Regions from separate parts of the Homo sapiens genome. Here all the other regions are linked to region 1. Evidence: read pairs that join two places in POLR2A ChIA-PET (ENCODE). Cell type or tissue: OCI-LY7. All regions are shown on one strand. Each heading gives the region's core, and the rest is flanking DNA. Links, peaks and the distances in the headings are about the cores only.

The links. ChIA-PET counts read pairs that join two places held together with the same protein. Peaks named below come from ENCODE experiments on the same cell type or tissue, not always from the same donor. Only the 100,000 strongest peaks of a DNase experiment are listed, where the experiment ranks them.
Region 2: POLR2A ChIA-PET joins it to region 1 with 7 read pairs; 2 of 35 experiments call an interaction of 5 or more read pairs at or near these places.
Region 3: POLR2A ChIA-PET joins it to region 1 with 5 read pairs; 5 of 35 experiments call an interaction of 5 or more read pairs at or near these places.

Annotation. Positions count from the first base shown.
Region 1 is chr9:6,011,741-6,019,699 of GRCh38, reverse strand. RANBP6 (RAN binding protein 6) reads left to right here and starts at 4,076. Exons shown (of 1, transcript NM_012416.4): 1 at 4,076-7,959. The coding sequence starts at 4,093. The coding sequence ends at 7,410. RefSeq lists an enhancer at 4,198-4,257. In OCI-LY7, for the core only: no CTCF peak of the experiment used is centred there; a DNase peak (open chromatin) is centred at 4,019; H3K4me3 peaks cover 2,338 bases; H3K27ac peaks cover 1,262 bases.
Region 2 is chr9:6,917,030-6,924,438 of GRCh38, reverse strand. All of the region lies in intron 8 of KDM4C (lysine demethylase 4C), which reads right to left. Among named protein-coding and RNA genes, the nearest start is that of KDM4C, 160 kb to the right of the region's middle. RefSeq lists an enhancer at 6,997-7,076. In OCI-LY7, for the core only: no CTCF peak of the experiment used is centred there; no DNase peak of the experiment used is centred there.
Region 3 is chr9:5,916,641-5,924,049 of GRCh38, reverse strand. BRD10 (bromodomain containing 10) reads left to right here. Exons shown (of 8, transcript NM_001017969.3): 8 at 741-5,028. The coding sequence ends at 4,366. Among named protein-coding and RNA genes, the nearest start is that of MLANA, 29 kb to the right of the region's middle. In OCI-LY7, for the core only: no CTCF peak of the experiment used is centred there; no DNase peak of the experiment used is centred there.

The DNA.
Region 1 (7,959 bases), core at 1,621-5,620:
TGGCTCCATGGCAGGCTTATCATTACTACAGTGATCACTACGCTATGTGACATTTACTATCTCTGTTTACTATGAGATTCACATATCTTCATGAATTTAGTCTTTAATACCAGCAACTCAGCACCATGCTTGAGTGTACCCTCAAAGAATGCTTGCTGAGAGACTAATTGAATAATTGCATACTCTTTTTCTTTCTTTTTGTTTTGAGACGCAGTCTCGCTCTGTCACCAGGCTGGAGTGCAGTGGTACAATCTTGGCTCACTGCAACCTGCGCCTCCCGGGTTCAAGCAATTCTCCTGCCTCAGCCTCCCAAGTAGCTGGGACTATAGGCACGCGCCACCACGCCCAGCTAATTTTTGTATTTTTAGTAGAGATGGGGTTTCACCATGTTGGCCAGGATGGTCTCAATCTCCTGACCTTGTGATCCGCCCAACTCGGCCTCCCAAAGTGCTGGGATTACAGGCATGAGCCACTGCACCCGGCCAAATAATTGCATAATCTTAACCCAGAATTTTTCAAACATTTTTTTCTTTTTCTTTTTTCTTTTTTTTTTTTTTTTGAGATGGAGTCTCCCTCTGTCACCCAGGCTGGAGTGCAGTGGTGTGATCTTGGCTTACTGCAACCTCCGCCTCCTGGGTTCAAGCAATTTTCCTGCCTCAGCCTCCCTGAGTAGCTGGGACTACATGCGCACACCACCAAGTCCAGCTAAATTTTTTGTATTTTTAGTAGAGACGAGGTTTCACCATGTTGGCCAGGCTGGTCTCGAACTCCTGACCTCAGGTGATCTGCCCAACTTAGCCTCCCAATAGCCTCCCAAAGTGCTGGAATTACAGGCATGAGCCACTGCGCCCAGCTCATTTTTTTCAAAGAGGTTGTACCAATTTACCTATACTCTCAACAAAAATATAACTGAGTTTCCTGTTGTTCCACATCCTCAGCAACCCTTGGCTTTGTCAGACTTTTAAAGCATTGTGGTAGGTCTGTGGTGGTGTATCACTGTGGTTTTTTTCAATGTCTTTCATATGCTAGTGGATATAGTATTAAGTAATTAATTAATTATTATTAACATTTCCTGAAACGGCAAATGCAAAGTCCCTCCAGTTAGACTTTTTGAAGGAACAGTAAGAAAACCAATGAATGGGCCAGGTGTGGTGGCTCATGCCTGTAATCCTAGTACTTTAGGAGGCTGAGGCAGGTGGATCACTTGAGGTCAGAAGTTTGAGACCGGCCTGGCCAACATGATGAAACCCTGTGTCTACTAAAAATATAAAAATTAGCTGGGTGTGGTGGTGCATGCCTGTAATCCCAGCTACTCAGGAGGCTGAGGCAGGAGAATTGCTTGAACCCAGGAGGCAGAGGTTGCAGTGAGCTGAGATCGTGCCATTGCCCTCCAGCCTAGGTGACAGAGCGAGACTCCATCTAAAAAAAAAAAAAAAACAAAGAAAGAAAGAAAACCAATGAATGCACAACTGTAGTCATAATCTTAGAACCAGAATTGATCTTATCAGCGATTCTCAAATGTTGGTATTTATATAAAAACCCAATGTGCTGGTTGAAATTGTACATTCTTAGTCCTCAGTCCCCCCAGAATTCTGGGTTAATAGGAACTTGGGCCCTAACATCTATATTTTAAAATAGGTATCCCAAGCAATTCTAATGCAGTTGGTTTTCAGTCTACAGAATGAGAAATTCTATTTTAGAAAATAGCTCTGTTTCATATTACAGTGTCTTTTTTATGAGACAGAGTCTTGCTGTGTCGCCAGGCTGGAGTGCAGTGATGCAATCTCGGCTCACTGCAACCTCTGCCTCCCAGGTTCAAGCGATTCTCCTGCCTCAGCCTCCCGAGTAGCTGGGACTACAAGCATGTGCCACCACGCCCAGCTAATTTTGGTACTTTTAGTAGAGACGGGGTTTCACCGTGTTGGCCAGAATGGTTTTGATCTCTTGATCTCGTGATCTGCCTGCCTCAGCCTCCCAAAGTGCTGGGATTACAGGTGTGAGCCACCATGCTCGGCTACAATGTAATTTATGAGACTACCTACTTTGTCTATCATCTGGTTAATGTAAAAGCTACGACTTTCTAATTTTTGTGGGTATATGCGGCAGCACTTTACAAAAACAAAATTAAGGCTGCTTGGAAAAGTTTAAGACAGAATTTGCAGTAAGTGAAGCCTCTGATCATGCTGCAAAACCAAGAGTAGTTAATGGGGAAGCAATATGGTGAAAAGAGCATCAGTGTCACTTTCAGAAGAGGTAGAATTGAGACTCAGGTGTGTCATCCTAGGCAAATCCTGTAACTTCCCTTAGTTTCCACTTCTCACCTAAATTTAGTATTATATCTATCCTAGCAATCTCTCAATTCTGTATAAGGGTCAAAATGAGTGTGGCAAGTGCTAATACAAAAGTAAGACCTAATCATTGTTATAGGAATGAAACTTGTTTTTGATTGACACACCTGCCTGAATTAAAGAAACAAACTGGCCAGGCGCGGTTGCTTACACCTGTAATCCTAGTACTGTGGGAGGCCGAGGCGGGTGATCTCTCACGAGGTCAACAGATCGAGACCATCCTGACCAAACATAGTGAAACCCCGTCTCTACTAAAATACAAAAATTAGCTGGGCGTGGTGGCATGCGCCCATAGTCCCAGCTACTCAGGAGGCTGAAGCAGGAGAATTGCTTGAACCCAGGAGGCAGAGGTTGCAGTGAGTTGAGATCGCACCACTGCACTCCAGCCTGGCGACAGAGCGAGACTCCATCTCACAAAAAAAAAAAAAAAAAAAAGAAACAAATTTAGTTTCATCAACATTTGTTTCTTGGAATAACCTCAGCAGCTTCCCACTAATGGTTAGTTAGGATTCTAGTTAACCGCATCCCTTCATATTTCAGTTTAGACAAGATGCAAGGAAAATCTTGAGTAACTTGTCCTAGGATACAAAATTAATTTAGTGACAAGGCCAGGATGCAAGTCTGTCTTCTGATTATTAGTTCAGATCACTTTCTACCATACTTTACTCAGTTGTCTTTCCCATTCTTTATTATAACCAACAGGCCAGGTGATTCTGACACACACCAGATTTTGAGCTACCACTCTACTGCATTAGATGTGGTAGTGGGGAAGTAATTATTATTTTATTATCACACTTATTATTTTATAAAGCTTTATTGTAGTATTATTTATATGCCATACAATTCACCAATTTAAATTTAACAACTCAATGGTTTTTAGTATAATCACAGAATTGTGCAACCATCACAATTAATTTTAGAACATTTCATCACTCAGAAAGAAACACCCTATTTGATAGCAGTCATTCTCTATCCTCCCCTCCCCCCAACCTCTGGCAACCACTAATTTCTGTTATACAATTTGCCTGTTTGGTACCTTTCATACAAATGGAATCATACAATATGTGGTTGTGACTGGTTTCTTTCACTTGGCATGTTTTCAAGATAGACTTATTGTTTTAAAATTATCAAAGTAACAATATAGTTTAGAAATAAAAGAAAAAAATCACTCATAATCTGACCAGAAGCAGTGGCTCACACCTGTATTCCCAGTACTTCGGGAGGCCGAGGCGGGCAGATCACCTGAGCCCAGGAGTTCGAGACCAGCCTGGGCAACATGGCGAAACCCTGTCTCTATAAAAAACACAATTAGCCGGGCGTGGTGGCGCGCGCCTGTGGTCCCAGCTACTGGGGGAACTGAGGCGGGGAGGATCGCTTGAGCCCAGGAGGTTGAGGCTGCAGTGAGCAGGGATCGCGCCGCTATACTCCAGCCTAGGTGACACAGCCAGACCTTGTATCCAAAAAAAAAAAAAGTCATGATCCCATTCTAATCAATGCTTTTCTTCTCTCGCCTGCAAGTGCACGTTTATCTTATTGAAAAACAAATGGAGGATGCCATTGGCCTCCACACGGCTCTCACCTCTCTCCAAAACCTAGCTCGCAGCCTGCCAGAGCGCAGCTAGAGTTTCTGGGCAGAGGAGGGAGAAGCACCCCGCCCATCCCCGCCGGCGCCTCGCCTACGTCACTGCTTCGAGCCGCAGACCCCCTCCCTCCTTCCCGGTCGCGGTAGCTTTGACAGAGCGCAATGGCGGCAACCGCGTCTGCAGGGGTGCCGGCGACCGTGTCAGAAAAGCAAGAGTTTTACCAGCTTCTGAAGAACCTGATCAATCCAAGCTGTATGGTGCGGAGGCAAGCAGAGGAAATCTATGAAAATATCCCAGGTCTGTGTAAGACTACCTTCCTCTTAGATGCCGTCAGAAATAGAAGAGCAGGTTATGAGGTGAGACAAATGGCTGCCGCACTGCTACGACGGCTTTTGTCCTCTGGGTTTGAGGAGGTTTATCCAAATCTGCCTGCTGATGTTCAGAGAGATGTCAAGATTGAACTGATTCTGGCTGTTAAGTTAGAAACACATGCTAGCATGAGGAAAAAACTTTGTGATATTTTTGCAGTGCTGGCCAGGAATTTGATAGATGAGGATGGCACTAACCACTGGCCGGAAGGTCTGAAGTTTCTTATTGATTCAATCTACTCCAAAAATGTGGTTCTATGGGAAGTTGCACTTCACGTTTTCTGGCACTTTCCTGGGATTTTTGGGACCCAAGAGCGGCATGATTTGGATATCATCAAACGGTTGTTGGACCAGTGTATTCAAGATCAAGAACATCCAGCAATCAGGACATTATCCGCTAGAGCTGCAGCTGCATTTGTACTTGCTAATGAGAATAATATTGCTCTTTTCAAAGACTTTGCAGACTTGCTTCCTGGAATCTTACAGGCTGTGAATGACTCATGCTACCAGGATGATGATTCAGTGCTAGAATCCCTTGTTGAGATTGCAGATACCGTACCTAAGTACTTGGGTCCTTATTTAGAAGATACTCTACAGTTGAGTTTGAAGTTATGTGGAGACTCTAGGCTTAGTAATCTGCAGCGCCAGCTGGCCCTCGAAGTTATAGTGACCTTGTCTGAAACTGCCACTCCGATGTTGAAAAAACATACAAATATTATTGCACAGGCAGTTCCTCATATATTAGCAATGATGGTTGATCTACAAGATGATGAGGACTGGGTAAATGCTGATGAAATGGAAGAAGATGATTTTGACAGCAATGCAGTTGCTGCGGAGAGTGCACTAGACAGACTGGCTTGTGGGCTTGGTGGAAAAGTTGTTTTACCAATGACCAAGGAGCATATCATGCAGATGCTTCAGAGCCCTGACTGGAAGTATCGACATGCTGGATTAATGGCCTTATCTGCCATTGGAGAAGGATGCCATCAACAAATGGAATCAATTCTAGATGAAACAGTTAACTCCGTTTTGCTTTTTCTTCAGGATCCTCATCCAAGGGTGAGGGCTGCAGCCTGTACTACACTTGGACAGATGGCTACAGATTTTGCACCTAATTTCCAAAAGAAATTTCATGAAACAGTGATTGCAGCTCTGTTACGTACCATGGAAAATCAAGGTAATCAGCGTGTGCAATCACATGCAGCTTCTGCTCTTATTATTTTTATTGAAGACTGCCCTAAATCATTGCTAGTTCTATATGTGGATAGTATGGTGAAAAATCTACATTCCGTCTTGGTGATTAAACTTCAAGAGTTGATTCGGAATGGAACTAAGTTGGCTTTGGAACAACTTGTGACAACCATTGCATCAGTTGCAGATACAATAGAAGAAAAATTTGTCCCATATTATGATATATTCATGCCCTCACTAAAGCACATTGTTGAGCTTGCTGTTCAGAAGGAACTCAAGCTTCTGAGAGGAAAAACTATCGAGTGCATTAGCCATATTGGTCTTGCTGTTGGGAAGGAAAAATTTATGCAAGATGCATCAAATGTGATGCAGCTGTTGTTGAAGACACAATCAGACTTAAATAATATGGAAGATGATGACCCTCAGACCTCTTACATGGTTTCAGCATGGGCTAGAATGTGTAAAATTCTTGGAAAAGATTTTCAACAGTACCTTCCACTGGTTATCGAGCCTCTTATTAAGACTGCTTCAGCTAAACCTGATGTTGCTCTCTTAGACACACAGGATGTGGAAAATATGAGTGACGATGATGGCTGGCAATTTGTAAATCTTGGAGACCAGCAGAGTTTTGGAATTAAAACTTCAGGACTTGAAGCAAAAGCAACTGCTTGCCAAATGTTGGTTTACTATGCTAAGGAGTTAAGGGAAGGGTTTGTGGAATATACAGAACAAGTTGTGAAGCTGATGGTTCCTTTACTGAAATTTTATTTCCATGACAATGTTCGAGTGGCAGCAGCAGAGTCCATGCCTTTTCTCCTGGAATGTGCAAGAATTCGTGGCCCAGAGTATCTTGCACAGATGTGGCAATTCATATGTGACCCCTTAATCAAGGCTATTGGTACTGAACCAGATACAGATGTGCTCTCAGAAATAATGAATTCTTTTGCAAAGTCCATTGAAGTTATGGGAGATGGTTGCCTTAATGATGAACACTTGGAAGAACTGGGAGGAATACTGAAAGCAAAACTTGAAGGGCACTTTAAAAACCAAGAATTGAGACAGGTGAAAAGACAGGAAGAAAACTATGATCAACAGGTTGAGATGTCTCTGCAAGATGAGGATGAATGTGATGTTTATATTCTGACCAAAGTATCAGATATTTTGCACTCATTATTTAGTACTTATAAGGAAAAGATTTTACCATGGTTTGAACAACTACTTCCATTAATTGTAAATCTAATTTGTTCAAGTAGGCCATGGCCAGACAGACAGTGGGGATTGTGCATATTTGATGACATCATAGAGCACTGCAGTCCAACTTCATTTAAATATGTAGAATATTTTCGGTGGCCAATGCTACTAAATATGCGAGATAACAACCCTGAAGTCAGGCAAGCTGCTGCTTATGGCCTGGGTGTCATGGCACAGTTTGGTGGAGATGATTATCGTTCTTTATGTTCAGAAGCTGTTCCACTTCTGGTAAAAGTTATTAAGTGTGCAAATTCCAAAACCAAAAAAAATGTCATTGCTACAGAGAACTGTATCTCAGCAATAGGGAAGATTTTGAAGTTTAAGCCTAACTGTGTAAATGTAGATGAAGTTCTTCCACACTGGTTATCATGGCTTCCACTGCATGAAGATAAAGAGGAAGCTATTCAGACTTTGAGTTTTCTCTGTGACCTAATTGAAAGTAACCACCCAGTTGTAATTGGTCCAAATAATTCCAATCTTCCCAAAATAATCAGTATAATTGCAGAAGGAAAAATTAATGAGACTATTAACTATGAGGATCCTTGTGCCAAACGCCTAGCTAATGTCGTGCGTCAGGTACAGACTTCTGAAGATTTATGGTTGGAATGTGTATCACAACTTGATGATGAACAGCAGGAAGCCTTACAGGAGTTGCTAAATTTTGCTTGAAGCACTTTAATATAACTTGAATATTATCTATTATAAAAGTAACTACAAATAAGTGTTGTGAATAGATTTTATTATAAATCAGAGAACTGTTTTCTCCCTGCTAAGCAGTTTATAGTTCTTCTCCATGTTTCTCCAGAATTAATCAGTGTTAGTCCTCTGTTTATCTCGCATGTTTTATCTTCCAAACACAGACCTTGGTGATAACCTGTGCTTCAAACTGTCTTAAACAATGTTTGTCACCTTTCCCCTAGTTGATGTAAAGTATATAAATTGTTGCTATTTGTTTGAACTATTATTGATGCTAGCCAAGCAGTATACTTGATGTGAAGATGTCATGCTATCACAATATGCTAAGAGCTCACAAAAATAAGATAGAATTTCCAGGACAAACATCTTTGGAATTGTGAGTGAAGGATATAGTGGCAGGCTTGTCCCTCTTTAATTAATACTCTTGGTATTTGTGGTGATGGGAGGATGCTGTTACTAGGAGAGTTTTGAGATACTGCAGTGGATGTGGGATGTATATGAACTTCTTCATAATGTACTCCT
Region 2 (7,409 bases), core at 1,388-5,387, 900 kb before region 1:
GGCCCTCACTCTCCTCCTCTTGTAATTTCCTGCCTGGGCTCTACCAGAAGCCAGAGGGAAAGGGGGCCTGTGGTGGCGGCCCATACAGATCTGCAACCCTGGGCAGACAGGTAAGAGACTAGGGCAAAGTGGACTTGGAGGCACAAACTGCAACTAACAAGCACAAACACTGTTCAGTATATTAAACTAGTCCACACCATCTGTCACGATGGATTAAACAAACAAAAAAGCACATGCAACCAGTAACCACTTTCTCTCTCCAGTATGTTCTTATTCTGTATTAAAATATAAAACCACAGCTAACTTTTTTTAAAAAAAGAAAAAGCCAGCAGCTATTAGAAAAAGGATTCTGGATTACCATATCTGAGCTTTATAAGAAGTAAACATTGTCTCGCCTAAGGCACCTGAGGAAGACATGCTGAGAACTGTTCAAAAAACTTACCAAGAAATTTCTAAATATCTGAGGAGGGAAAGAAGAATCCCATGCCCCACCTGAAAGGCTGCAGCAGCCATAAGCATCGGTCTCTTCTCAGATTCCTGCTTTTTTCTCTTACAGATAAAGATGAAATCCAATGTGCTGAAGACACAGTGGTCCCCCTTGGTTCTCTGCCCCCAAAAAGAGAAGACTGGATTCTGCAGTCATTGACACAGGAAGCATTTGAAACAATCAAACAAACAATAATGACAACACACATACATACAAAACAAGATAAAGAGCCATTTGATGGAATTATATTAATGACTTATTTTTTGGTCATTAATTACAAGCCATTAGTTCAGATGTCAAACCCCACAAGACTCTGAAGAACTTGCCTGTAATGTATGGGTATTCTATGTTCTGTCTCTTGATGATCCCTCGGCAAATAAGAATACAATTCTTGGAATTCATGGAAAGTAAAAGTTTGCACCTTCATTCTGTCATTGTAATCATTCAGTCATTCACTCATTCAAATAAATCCAAGAATACAATTCACTAGTGATGCACATTCATATTAATCTTAAAATTCAAGCTGCGCTCATAAGATAGCCACTCAGAAAAAAAGTCAGTATAAATGAAGTATCTCAAAGGAAAAAAAAACATTTAAACGGAAACTGCAACTACAAACCATACTTGTGCAATTATTAGTCACAATAGCCAGAAAAGAGGGTCACATGCAGCAACAGTGCAACATTCTTTGCAGAATTTTTTTAAGATTAAAAAAAAAAAAATCTGTCTGATTCCAATGCTTTGCATATGTAACAAACGAGCTATTGTATAACCATAATCTCGGCCCCCAGGTGAAGTGGGGAGGAGGCAGTGCTTTACAAACCCGTAAAGAGTAAAAACATTAAATCAAACAGGCTTTACCAAATAAATACCCATAAAATAGATTTAGAGGGGAGAAAATTCATACCTGAGGAGAATCTAAAGCATATGACAAAACAAGAAATGAGAGGATTTATTGAGACATCACCCTGTGACACTGCCTTTTAAGTTAATTTGGAAACATCACTTTGGAAACAAATCTAATGTGCATCCATTTCTGTAGCTAACGCACAGTTTAAGTGGCTTGAGTCAGAGAGGGAGAGATAAGCATCTCTTCCTGAATTTCTGGCTGAAGTTCAATTATTAGTGACAGTGAAAGAAACTTAGTGACATTTGTCAGTTAACTGCTTGAGGATATGTTGGAAGGCTGTTTATTTCTCTGTTTTGAGACAGGGTCTGGCTCCGCCACCCAGGCTGGAGTACAGTGGTGCAATCATGGTTCACTGCAACCTCAATCTCCCAGGCTCAGGTGATTCTCCCACCTCAGTCTCCCAGGTAGATGAGACTACAGGCACGGGCCACCACATTCAACTAATTTTTGTATTTTTGGTAGAGATGGGCTCTCCCTGTGTTGCCCAGACTGATCTCAAACTTCTGGACTCAAGCAATCCTCCAACCTCAGCCTCCCAAAGGGCTGGGATTACAGGCGTGAGCCAACATGCACAGCCTGGAAGATTGCTGAAGATGTTACCCAACTATTTCCAGGAATTCTACTTCTTTTAATGGGGGGGAAAAAAACAGTAAATGTAATCAGAAACCTGTGATAGGAAATCTTGCAACAGGGTGGCTTTCCTTATGACTATAACCATGATAGTACTATGCACATGCCCTGCATAAGGGCAAAGGTAAAAGAAATTAGAAATGTTCAGTGTTATAACATTGCATAAAACAAAAAATTAAGATAGGAATTAGATAGAAATTCACAAAAACATAGCAGCAGCAGCTAAGATTGGGCTAAACTGTGTAAGTTAAAAGTCTGCATGCTTCATTCTGTCATCATACATTCATTCATTCATGCAGCAAATATTTGCTGAACGTGTACTATGTACAAGTTATGGTGCTAGGCACTGGGCATACAGGTGTGAATAAGGCAAAATCCCCTTCACAGAGCTTGGGATTGTGAAGAGGGTTCCAATTCAAATTGAGAAATGATATCAGTGAGAAGATGACATTTGAACAATACTTCAGAGAAGGGAGGGACCGAGCCATGCAGATTGGGGAGGGGTATTCTGGGAAAAGGATCATGGAACCTGGGGGACCTAGGGCATTAATGTGCCTTACTGTGTTGGTACAGAGTGGGCAAGGGTCATGGAGGTAAAACTCGAAGTCAAAGATGGGGGGTAGGGGTTGGGGCAGGGAGTGATCACGTAGCATTTGCTCACCATGGTAAGCATATTAAATTTTAATGGAAGCGAGATGGGAAGCTAGGAAGGGGAGATTCTGAGCAGAAGTATACACAATCTGACAAATGGTTTTAAAGCTGTCATGCTGGCTGCCGAATAAAGAATAGAGAGAAATAGTAAGACTGTGAAACCCACTGGCATAGCCAGGCCAATGACTTATAGTGGTTGGACCAGAGTAATAGTGGTGAGTGTGGTGAGCAGTGGGCATCCCAGAGATTCTAGAGCCAACAGAATTGATTGGGTGTGTGATTAAACAGAAAGCGAGTGAGCAGTGATGACTCCCAGAGTGTTTGGCCTGAGCAACTGGAGAAACAGAGTTGCCACTAAATGAGGTGGAGAAGTCTTTTGACAGCACTTTCTGGGCTTGTTAACGTTTGTGAAGCCCATCAACATCCAAGCGGACGTGTGAAGTAATCAGCCTTGATTTCATGGCAGGAGTTTGTGGGTTCCAAGGAAAAGTCCAGGCTAAAGATACAAATTTTAGTAGTCATTAGTAATCAGCATACAGATAATATTTAAAGTTGCAAGACTGAATTTGATCATAAGGTAATTCGTGTAGACAAGAAAATGAAACCTGAGGACTAAGCCCTAAAGCTCTCGAAGGTATCAAAGAAAAAGGAACCAACAAAACTGACCGAGAAGGGAAGACCATGTAAGGCAGACGGAAACAAGAAATGTGTACCATCTCAGAAAGCAAGGAGAAAAGCCGATTTAAAAAAATAATAAAGGAACAACTTTATCAAGTGCTGCCAGGAGGTCATGTAAGATGAGAATTTTTAAATAATATAATTTGGTGTTGGGGCTCAGAAAACTGATACCTCAAAACATGCCATTTTGACATACTGCAGGGGAAGAAACCTCAAGGCCTCTCTGACTTCCTCCTGGCCCCAGTCCCTTTCAAAGAAGGTGAAGTAGTTCCTTTACCTGCCTAAGATCCAGACCCACCAAGCAGAACAAATGTTTTTCTTTCCCTCTGTGCAAGACCAAGAATGTAAGCACACCTTCAGACCCTTTCACAAGATAATGTACAAATTAATCTGTTCCCTGATTTCATTCACTCTCCCTGGTAATTTCCTCAAAAGAATTCCGCTTTCACCCCTCCACCTCCAATAACCTATTTTGTCAGGATGATATACAAGTTTCTATTTCTTTATATTGATTAATTAATTTTTTTTTTCTTGTTCTGTTGCTGAGGCTGGAGTGCAGTGGAACGATCTCGGCTCACTGCAACCTGCACCTCCCCGGTTCAAGTGATTCTCCTGCCTCAGTCTCCTGAGTAGCTGGGATTACAGGTGCCCACCACCAAGCCCAGCTAATTTTTTTGTAGTTTAGTAGAGATGGGGTCTTACCATGTTGGCCAGGCTGGTCTTGAACCTTCCCAATTGCTTCTACAGATAACATCACTATTATAAAACCTAAGACTGTTTTTTTATTTTCTTTTTTGAACTGTTTTTCAGACTGACCCCATGGGACTCATGAGTCATGGCACAACTGATCCTGAGTGGACTCAGCACATGAGGACTGCTTTCCACACCCCTATGATTTCATCCCCAAACAATCACCAGCACCCATTCCCTAGCCCCCTGCCCACCAAATTGTCCATAAAAACCCTAACCTCCAAGGCTTTGGAGTGACAACTCCAGTTCTTCTGCATGGGCTGGCCTCACATCAATTAAACTCTTTCTTTACTGCAATGCCACAGACTTAGTGAACAGATTTTGCCTTTGTAGCAGGCAGGAAGAACTTGTCAGGCAATTCCACAATGAATGACCACTGACTTTGACAAAAGCAGTTCTGATAGCATGGAGTAGGTAAAAGGCTATGGTATTTAAAGAGAGAATAGAAAAATAAATATGGCCAGGTGCAGTGGCTCACACCTATAATCCTAGCACTTTGGGGGGCCAAGGCAGGTGGATCACCTGAGGCCAGGAGTTCAAGACCAGTCTGGCCAACATGGTTAAACCCCATCTCTACTAAAAATACAAAATTAGCCAGGCATGGTGGTGCACGCCTGTAGTCCCAGCTACTCCGGAGGCTGAAGCAAGAGAATCACTTGAACCCGGGAGGCGGAGATTGCAGGGAGCCAAGATCGCGCCATTGCACTCCAGCCTGGGCAACAAGAGTGAAACTCCATCCTAGATAGATAGATAGATAGATAGATAGATAGATAGATAGATAGATAGACAGACAGACAGACAGATGAAATTGAAAGATGAAATATAGGCAATTCTTCTTTCAAAGTATTGTTAAATAGAAAAACAAAGAAAAGGGATAGCAGGTAAGATGGAAAGAGGGATTAAGATTTTTTTTTCAAGCTTCTGCACAGCAAAAGGAACTATCAACAAAGTAAACAGACACCTTACATAATGGGAGATAATATTTGCACACTATACATCTGACAAAGGTCTAATATCCAAAATCTCAATGAAAGAAAGAAAGAAAGAGAGAGAGAGAGACAGAAAGAAAGAAAGAAAGAAAGAAAAGAAAGAAAGAAAGAAAGAAAGAAGGAAAAAGAAAATTCAGAATCTGTAAGAAACTTAAAACAACAAGCAAAAAACAACCCCAATGAAAAGTGAGTAGGCTGGGCGTGGTGGCTCACACCTGTAATCCCAGCACTTTGGGAGGCCAAGGCAGGTGGATCACAAGGTCAAGAGTTCAAGACCAGTCTGGCCAAGATGGTGAAACCCCATCTCTACTAAAAACTACAAAAATTAGCCAGGCATGGTGGCCGTTGCCTGTAATCCCAGCTACTCGGAAGGCTGAGGCAGGAGAATCGCTTGAACCCAGGCAGCAGAGGTTGCAGTGAGCTAAGACTGTGCCACTGCGCTCCAGTCTGGGCAACAGAGTGAGACTCTGTCTCAAAAAAAAAAAGTGAGCAAAGGACATGAACAGAGCCTTCTCAAAAGAAGACATACATACAAGCGGCCAACAAAGATATGAAAAAATGCTAAACATCACTAATCATTAGAGAAATGCAAATCAAAACCACAATGAGCTACCATCTCAAACCAGTCAGAATTCCTATTATTACTAAAAAGTCAAAAAATAATACATGCTAGTGAGGCTGTAGAGAAGGGGGAACACATACACTGCTGGTAGGGATGTAAATTAATTCAACCACTATGGAAAGCTGTTTGGAGATTTCTCTAAGAACTTAAAACAGACCTACCAACTGACCCAGCAATCCTATTGATGGGTATATACCCAAAAGAAAAGAAATGATTCTACCAAAAAGACACATGCACTCTATATTCATCACAGTGCTATTCACAATAGCAAAAACATGGACTAAACCTAAGTGCCCATCCACAGTAGACTGGATGAAGAAAATATGGTACATACACGTCATGGAATACTATGCAGCCATAAAAAGAATAAAATCATGTCCTTTGCAGCAACACAGATGCAGGTGGAGGCCGTTATCCTAAGAAAATTAACCTAAGAACAAAAAACCAAATACCACATGTTCTCACTTGTAAGTAGAAGCTAAACATTGGATACACATTGACACAAAGATGGGAACTGTAGACACTGGGGACTACCAGAATGAGAGAGGGAGTACGGCAAAGGCTAAAAAAAGCTACCTTTTGGGTACTATGTTCACTGCCTGGGTGATGAGATCAATTGTACCCCAAACCTCAGCATCACACAATATACCAATGTAACAAACCTGCACATCTACCCTCTGAACCTAAAATAAAAGTTTATATTTTTTAAAAAGAGAAGATATTTTTCAAATGGGAGAAATAACAGCTTGTATGCTGATGAGACTGATCTAGTGGAGAAGGAAAACGTGATGATGCAGTGAATGAAGAATTGAGATGCCTGGACAATGGTCTTCAAGTTGCAAGAGGGGCTGGGGTCAAGTGCACAAGTGGCCTCACTTAGACCCATAAACAATTCAATCAGGTAAAAGAATGGGAGTTCAAGTGTATGGGCACCGGGACTGATAGGTAGGAAAATGTGCTGTGTGCAGTCTGCAGAAGTTCTCTATTTTCTCAATGAGATGAGAAGCAAGACAATCAGCAAAGAATGAGGATGGAGACAGGAGGAGAGAGGGAGAGCCAACGAACTCGGCAACATGGCTGGACTGCTGGGCATCGTGAACAACTCATTGGAGTCCTAGAATTTAGGGATAGGAAATGGGATGGCTGCATGCTTATCTCCAGCCATGGTCAGATACACAGGGACAAGCAAGAGAAATAGCTAAGTTGAACAAGATGGGGATTTTTGCCAGATGAGTATAACAAAGTGAAAGAAAGGCAAGGTGTGAAACCAAAGGTATCTTTACAATGATGGATCATGCAATAGAAACCAGTGAAAGGGGGAAGTAAGAAGTTGAGGTGAGTGAGCAACCATGAAAAGTAGGATCAATGGATTTTAAACCCTACTGGGGTCCAAGTGCATGCTACAGTTTGGGTAGTGGAGAAAAAGAGCTTGAGAGACAGGTGGTGTAGATCAGAGGAAGGCATGCCTGAAACTGAGAATATGGATACCTATATGGTGCTCATATTAAGACCAGAAGACTGAGTAAGGGAGGCAGGGGCTGCCCAACAGCCATTTTCCTTCCTGAGCATCTCTCCCACAGCCCTGCAATTCATGCCTAACTTCCCACATTCTCCAATTCACTCCTGCCAATGAAAATAATTCATACCTATATAAACGATATTTTAACTCTTGAACAACAACAACAAAAAAAA
Region 3 (7,409 bases), core at 1,388-5,387, 95 kb after region 1:
TGGTTGATGGCCTAATGAGACCAGAATGAACACATCATTTTAATAAGGATAAAGGGCTGGATTAGATTACCTGTAATTCATTTCAGTTTATCAGATTACGTTATGTAAATCTAGTTTAATGACTTTCTTTGGTTATGTAGAGGTTAATATGGGCAACAGAGTGGTTAGAAATGCATTAACTTATTGTTTTCCATCTTTGGCAAATTAAGAGTAATGTCTTATAAACCTAGTTTGACCGAATATGAACATAAATTTTTTCACTATAAGGATGAACATCAGTAAAAGCTGGATATTTTTTGTCCTTTAGAGTCTCTAGAAATAGAATAGATTGGAGAACCATCTCTCTATGGTATCAAAATGTTCCTAGCTAGAAAAAGAGAACTAGATTCCTTTGCAAATTAAATTCTGAGCCCTGATTGTTTATTTGGGTATTTCTAATGAAACAGTTTTTTGCACTTACACTGGCAGAAGAATTAGCAGAATTCTTGACCAAAAATTTTGACCAAAAAAATTTTCTCAATAATAGGTTTTTCTTGGGCATGGTTATGATATCTAGATTATCATGTCAAAGATGACCTTACCTTTGTCTTCATCAGTGGTGCTAAGGCTTTTGAATCACCCTGCAGTAGATTTCTTAATACACTGCCAGCTCAAAGATTGACTTTCTTTTTTACAGTTGATGTTATTACTATTTAGTTGCTGTTTTATATAAACAAAATGCCCGTTTTTATAATTTTCAGATGATATGAAGTTGTCAGAAATAGATTTTCCTATGGCTAGAAGCAAGCTGTTGAAAAAGGAATTGCCTTCAAAAGACTTACCGAAGACACTGCTTAAAACACTTAAACGACAGTCCAAACAAACTGATTATGTGGATGACAGCACAAAAGAGCTTTCTCCAAGGAAGAAGGCAAAGTTAAGCACAAATGAGACAACAGTTGAGAATCTAGAAAGTGATGTGCAGATTGACTGTTTCAGTGAATCAAAGCATACAGAGCCATCATTTCCAGAGTCATTTGCCTCATTGGATTCAGTACCAGTGTCTACTCTCCAGAAAGGGACCAAACCCATTCAGGCTTTGCTTGCAAAGAATATTGGGAATAAAGTGACCTTAACAAATCAACTGCCTCCTTCCACAGGTAGAAATGCTCTTGCTGTGGAAAAACCAGTTTTATCTCCTCCGGAAGCAAGCCCGATAAAGCCAGCATTGACCTGCCACACCAATACAAAAGGTCCTTTACAAATGGTATACAAAATGCCCTGTGGCCAGTGGTTGCCAATAGATCTTCAAAATAGCTCTGTAAAGATTCAGGTGCAGCCTATGGTGGATCCTAAAACAGGAGAAAAAATCATGCAGCAAGTTCTTATTCTGCCTAAGAATTTTGTGATTCAGCATAAAGAAGGAAAAGCAGTTGCAAAAGAAGTGCCACCACTTCAACAGAAAGGTACAGAACAACATTGTTCATCTTTCCCACAGACAACAAATATAAATTCTTCTTTAGCATCAGTTTTTGTCAACTCACCAGGAACTGTTTCTACCCAACTACCAAATACAGCTTTCAACAAAACAATTACACCTTTATCAAATATAAGTAGTGCTAGACCACAGCCTTTGTCGCCTGTAACCTCTGTAAGTAACTTATTAACACCATCAGTTAAGACTAGCCAGAGTGAGGCAGGAAAAGCCAAGAATGCAGTTTCAGCAGCCACATTCTCCTTGCCCAGTGCTTCACCGACCATTTCCTCCACAGGTCAGCCTCTGTCATCAACAACAACACTAAATGGGTCTACAAATCCTGGTAGTTCCTTCAACTGTTTTGCACAACAGACTGCTGATTCTTCTGAAGCAAAGCAAGAGCTGAAAACTGTGTGCATAAGAGATTCACAGTCAATTCTTGTTAGGACACGAGGTGGGAACACTGGAGTTGTAAAAGTACAGACCAACCCAGATCAAAATTCACCCAATACTGTATCTTCAAGTTCAGTTTTCACTTTTGCTCCTCAGCTGCAGGCATTTCTGGTGCCAAAATCAACAACTTCTTCCTCTGCTTTTTCACCTGTAGCTGGAACAACTACTACATCTAGTCTTTCACCTTTTAGCCAAACACCAACTTCTGTTTCCATTCCAGCTAGCTTTGCCCCATCCATGGGGAAAAATCTCAAACTTACATTAGGCCACACCACTGGCAGTGGTGATTTGGGCCACGTGATAGATAAAACTTCACACATGCCCTCTTCTCCCTTGAAGTCCTCTATTTGTTCTAGTACTCTACTACCATCAACAACAAGTAGTTCGGTAAGTGTAATTAGCATATCAGCAGCAAATTTTGGACAAAACAATGCAAATATTATTCATACTCCAACTAAACAGCAACAAGTAGATTATATCACAAAAAGTTACCCTGTTACAAGGTCAGAAGCAACAGCAGCAACAAATGGAGATGTAATCAGTGGGACTCCAGTTCAGAAACTTATGCTGGTATCAGCTCCATCTATTCTTTCTTCTGGCAATGGAACTGCAATTAATATGACACCTGCGCTGACATCTACAGGTGTTTCTGCCCAGAAATTAGTTTTTATTAATGCCCCAGTTCCTAGTGGTACATCAACCCCAACTCTTGTTGCAGAATCATTAAAACAAACTCTTCCTCCTCCATTGCATAAAGCATATGTTAAGACTCCAGAGCAACCCCAAATAGTACTGATTCCGTCTACAGTGGGCACACCAATAAAAATAAATTCATCACCAGCTGTGTCTCAGATAAAGGATGTGAAAATTGGACTAAACATAGGTCAAGCAATTGTAAATACTTCAGGCACTGTGCCAGCTATACCATCAATTAACATATTACAAAATGTAACCCCAAAAGGAGAAGACAAAAGTAGCAAGGGCTATATTTTGCCATTGTCAACAAGTGGTAATTCAGTTCCAGTAAGCTCAAATTTTGTGAGTCAGAATATTACCCCTGTTAATGAATCAGTGGTTTCTTCAGCAAGAGCAGTAAATGTGCTTTCAGTTACCGGAGCAAATTTATCTTTGGGTTCCTTTCCAGTGACCTCAGCCTCTGCTTCAGCTGGGGCACAACCTCCTGTTTTAGTCAGTGGAAATGATACCTCTTCAAGAATTATGCCTATTTTGTCAAATAGACTTTGCTCATCAAGTCTCGGAAACACTGTGGCTATATCAACTGTGAAAACAGGACACCTTGCATCATCTGTTCTGATTTCAACTACACAACCAGTAGTGTCTCCTAAATGTTTAACATCAGCTTTGCAAATTCCTGTTACGGTTGCCTTACCTACACCTGCGACTACATCCCCTAAAATAATAAACACAGTTCCACATTCGGCAGCAGTACCAGGAGCCACACGTTCTGTATCTATTTCTAAAAGACAATCTCGGACTTCACTCCAGTTCCATTCACCAGGGATTTCAACTACAGTGCCAACAAATGTAAACACAAATAAACCTCAAACTGAATTGTCGTCCCTTTCAACAAGTCCAGGTAAAATAACTAATACGTCCAATTTTGCTTCTCTGCCAAATCAGCAAGCTTTAGTAAAAACCCCCAGTTACAGTTCTGCTCCAGGTGGCACTACCATTCACACGGCTTCGGCACCATCCAATGTAACTAGTCTAGTCGGGAGTCAGTTCAGTGAACCTTGTATTCAGCAAAAAATAGTCATCAATACCAGTACACCTTTGGCACCTGGTACTCAGATTATGATTAACGGAACCCGGTTTATTGTTCCACCACAAGGTCTTGGAGCTGGCAGCCATGTTCTCCTTATATCTACTAATCCAAAATATGGAGCCCCCTTAGTTCTTAACAGTGGCCAAGGCATTCAATCTACACCAATAGATAACTCTGCCCAGAAGATCACACTAGCATCAAATAATTCCTTAAGTGGCCAACCTCTACAACATCCTCTAAGAAGCCCTACAAAATTTATAAACTCTTTTGGGAATGCAAGTTCTATACCCACAGTACATACATCACCACAACTCATAAACACAACTGCTAAGGTTCCTGTTCCACCTCCTGTACCAACAGTATCACTGACTTCAGTAATTAAGTCTCCAGCTACTCTTTTGGCTAAGACATCTTTGGTTTCTGCCATTTGCCCCAGTAATCCTCCACTGCCAAGTAGCACTTCAGTGTTTCATTTGGACCCACCTGTCAAAAAATTGTTGGTTAGCCCAGAAGGAGCCATTTTGAATACCATAAATACTCCAGCATCTAAGGTTTCTTCACTCTCTCCATCTCTCTCTCAGATTGTTGTATCTGCCAGTCGAAGTCCTGCGTCTGTCTTCCCTGCTTTTCAGTCGTCGGGCTTAGAGAAGCCTGACAGAGCTGCATCTTGAATTTAGACTAAAAGAGCCAGTTTTTAAATAATGGGGCATTGTTTTGACTCCCATAAAAATTTTCAATGTTTATTATACTGTTGAAAGCATACTATACATTGTGTGTGTGTGTGTGTGTGTGTGTGTGTGTGTGTGTGTGTTTTAATGTATCTTTTCATTAGCTTGCAACAAGGCTTTGTTTTCTTGGGGAGGGAAAGATCTGTTCCATTTCACTTACTGTTCTGAGGAGGGTTTCAAGGTTCTGTGTTTAAAGTCAGGATTTACCTGTCTGTAGAACATAAAGTGAACAAAGTTTGAATAGTTTAGAGTAAGCTAGCCTTTTGCACATTTACATTGACATGTTTCTTCTTGAATTTGGACTGTTGCAGCATATCTATGATATGGTATTCAGTGTCATTAGTGAAATCTTATTTTTGTTTCTGTAAAAAAAAAAATACATATATATATTTATGCATTGTGAAAAATGCAGTCCATGATGTAAAATTGTACATATTCCAGAATCCCTAACAACCTGTACTAAATATATGTACAAAGAACTATGCTGTCTTATTTATGTTTTGTTTACATAATGTATAGTTTTTTAAGTATTTTAGTAATTTTGGACCAGTGAACTGTTAGCAACAATGCAGAAGAATCTGCATGTAATAAACTGAGTTGCTGTATTTCTTTGTTTGAATACCATTTTTAACGTGTGTTCTTGTTCCATTGAAAGAATACAGGATGTAATTGAAGACAGTCCTTTACAAGAAAGAATTAAGGGTGGGAAATTTGAATTAGAGCTAGCACTTGTACATGGCTTTCCAGCTTACAAATACTACTTTCACTTAAATCTTGTGTTTCAGAAAATGCCTTTTTTTTTTTTTTTTTTGACTCACCTGTTGCCCAGGCTCGAGTGTAGTGGTGCAGTCTCAGCTCACTGCAACCTCCACCTCCTGAGCTCAAGCCATCCTCCCACCTCAGCCCCCCAAGTATTAGGTTGGTGTGTAAGTAATTGTGGTTTTTTTGCCACTAATGCCACTAATGGCAAAAAAAAAAAAAAAAGCCACTAACGGCAAAAAACCACAATTACTTTCTCACTAACCTAATAGCTGGGACTACGGGCATGGGCCACCATGCCTAATTTTTTAATTTTTTGTAGAGATGGTTTCACCATGTTGCTAGGCTGGTCTTGAACTCCTGGTCTCAAGAGATCCACCTACCTTGGCCTCCCAAAGTGCTGGTATTACAGGCATGAGCCACCGCACCCAAGAATATGCCTCGTTTTAAATAAAAGGTAGCTTTTATATTTATTGGATCTTTATATCCATTATCTTGAGCTACTGAACTGTATACTCATCCTTCCATTTATAATGTTGTTAAACTTCATCACATGAAGTTATTGTTGGGGGTTGGAAATGATATGGAAGCATAGGCCTAAAGATTTCCTTTGAGACTACATCAAAGTGTATTTGTTATCAAAGTGGAGAGGGTAGTGAAAATATTCCTAGAAAGTCACTAAAGGCTCTCAGAAACCGCTATTTATGCTCTAAGTACTTTTCCTAGTCATGTTTATGCTCTACTCAAGTCACTCTCCCCGTTTTTCTGTCAGTTAAGAAAGCCCTGGGGAAGTGGGTGATATTTCAAGTGCATTGCATTGCGCATTGATGGTGCTCAACAAATGGCTGTATTTACCTACTCAGCTTTTAAAACAAAATGACCCAAAACTGTTTGCCTTTTGTCTCAGAAGAATTCTCTTAAGCCATTTTAAGAAACTAATTTACTGAATTACCTATGGCCCAACTTTAATCCCAGTGAAGGACCTAAACTAACCACTAAATCTCTCTCTTTTTTTTGAGACGGGGTCTTCTCTGTTGTCCAGGCTGGAGTGCCATGGTGCTATCTCAGCTCACTGCAACCTCTGCCTCCTGGATTCAAGCAATTCTCCCACCTCAGCCTCCTGAGTAGCTGGGATTACAGGTGTGCACCACCATAGCCCAGATAATTTTTGTATTTTTAGTAGAGATGGGGTTTCACCATATTGGTCAGGCTGGTCTCGAACTCCTGACCTCAGGTGATCCGCCCACCTCAGGTGATCTGCCCACCTTGGCCTCCCAAAGTGCTGGGATTATAGGTGTGAGCCACTGCACCCAGCCACTAAATCTCTTCTAACTCCTAAATCCAAAATTCTAATATGACCTTCATAGCTCTGTGTGATCTGGTGAACCTTCGTACTGAAGTCCCCACTTAAAGTTTTAAAAGCTCTTCAGTCTGTTCCTGCCTACCTCTCCAGCTTCATTTCAACCTGTTCTCCCTCTTGTTCACTGTACTCTAATTTTCTTTTAGTTTCTAGAAAATTCAAGACACTTGAAGGTCTTCCCAGATGTCTTCTTTGACCTAATGTTCCATTACAGGTTCTTATTACGTGTTATGTAACTCCCTGTCCTTGTCATACCTCAGCCAGCATTATTATATTGTGCAGTCACTCAGACTGAGAACAACATAGCACTTCTTCAAAACTATAATTACTTGTTTGAAATTATTTAATTTCAGGAACCTTATCAATCATCATCATTATTGTGCCAGCACCTGGCACACTGTATTCAATGTATATTTGTTGAGTAGGTGGGTGACAAATCTAGATAACCTCTTATTTAAGGTCTAGTTTACTTTTTAAAACTAATGCTCCATTTTTTAAACTAGAAATTCGATTAATGGATTTATATCTTCAAAAACCCAAATTCCTTTGCCTCCAGTTTTGTAGGTCATGTGGATTTCTGAGATCGTGGCTAGAGCACAAAGTTAAATTCCTGAATTCATTGTGTTTAGTGTTATTAAGGGTTCTGTAAAGGGCGTCTATAAAGGCATACATGAAAAGGAAGAAACGTCACCACAATGCCACCTGAAAAGATTCATGATACTGGAGAGTCATGTTTTTATACTTAGTATAGAATTAAGCCATTTGGATATCTGTGTTCTGTATCACCTAAAATACTAAGTTAAAAGATGCTGAAATAGCCTGCCTCCTTCTGGTGTGTTAGCACTTCCCTTTCCTCTCATTTCCTAT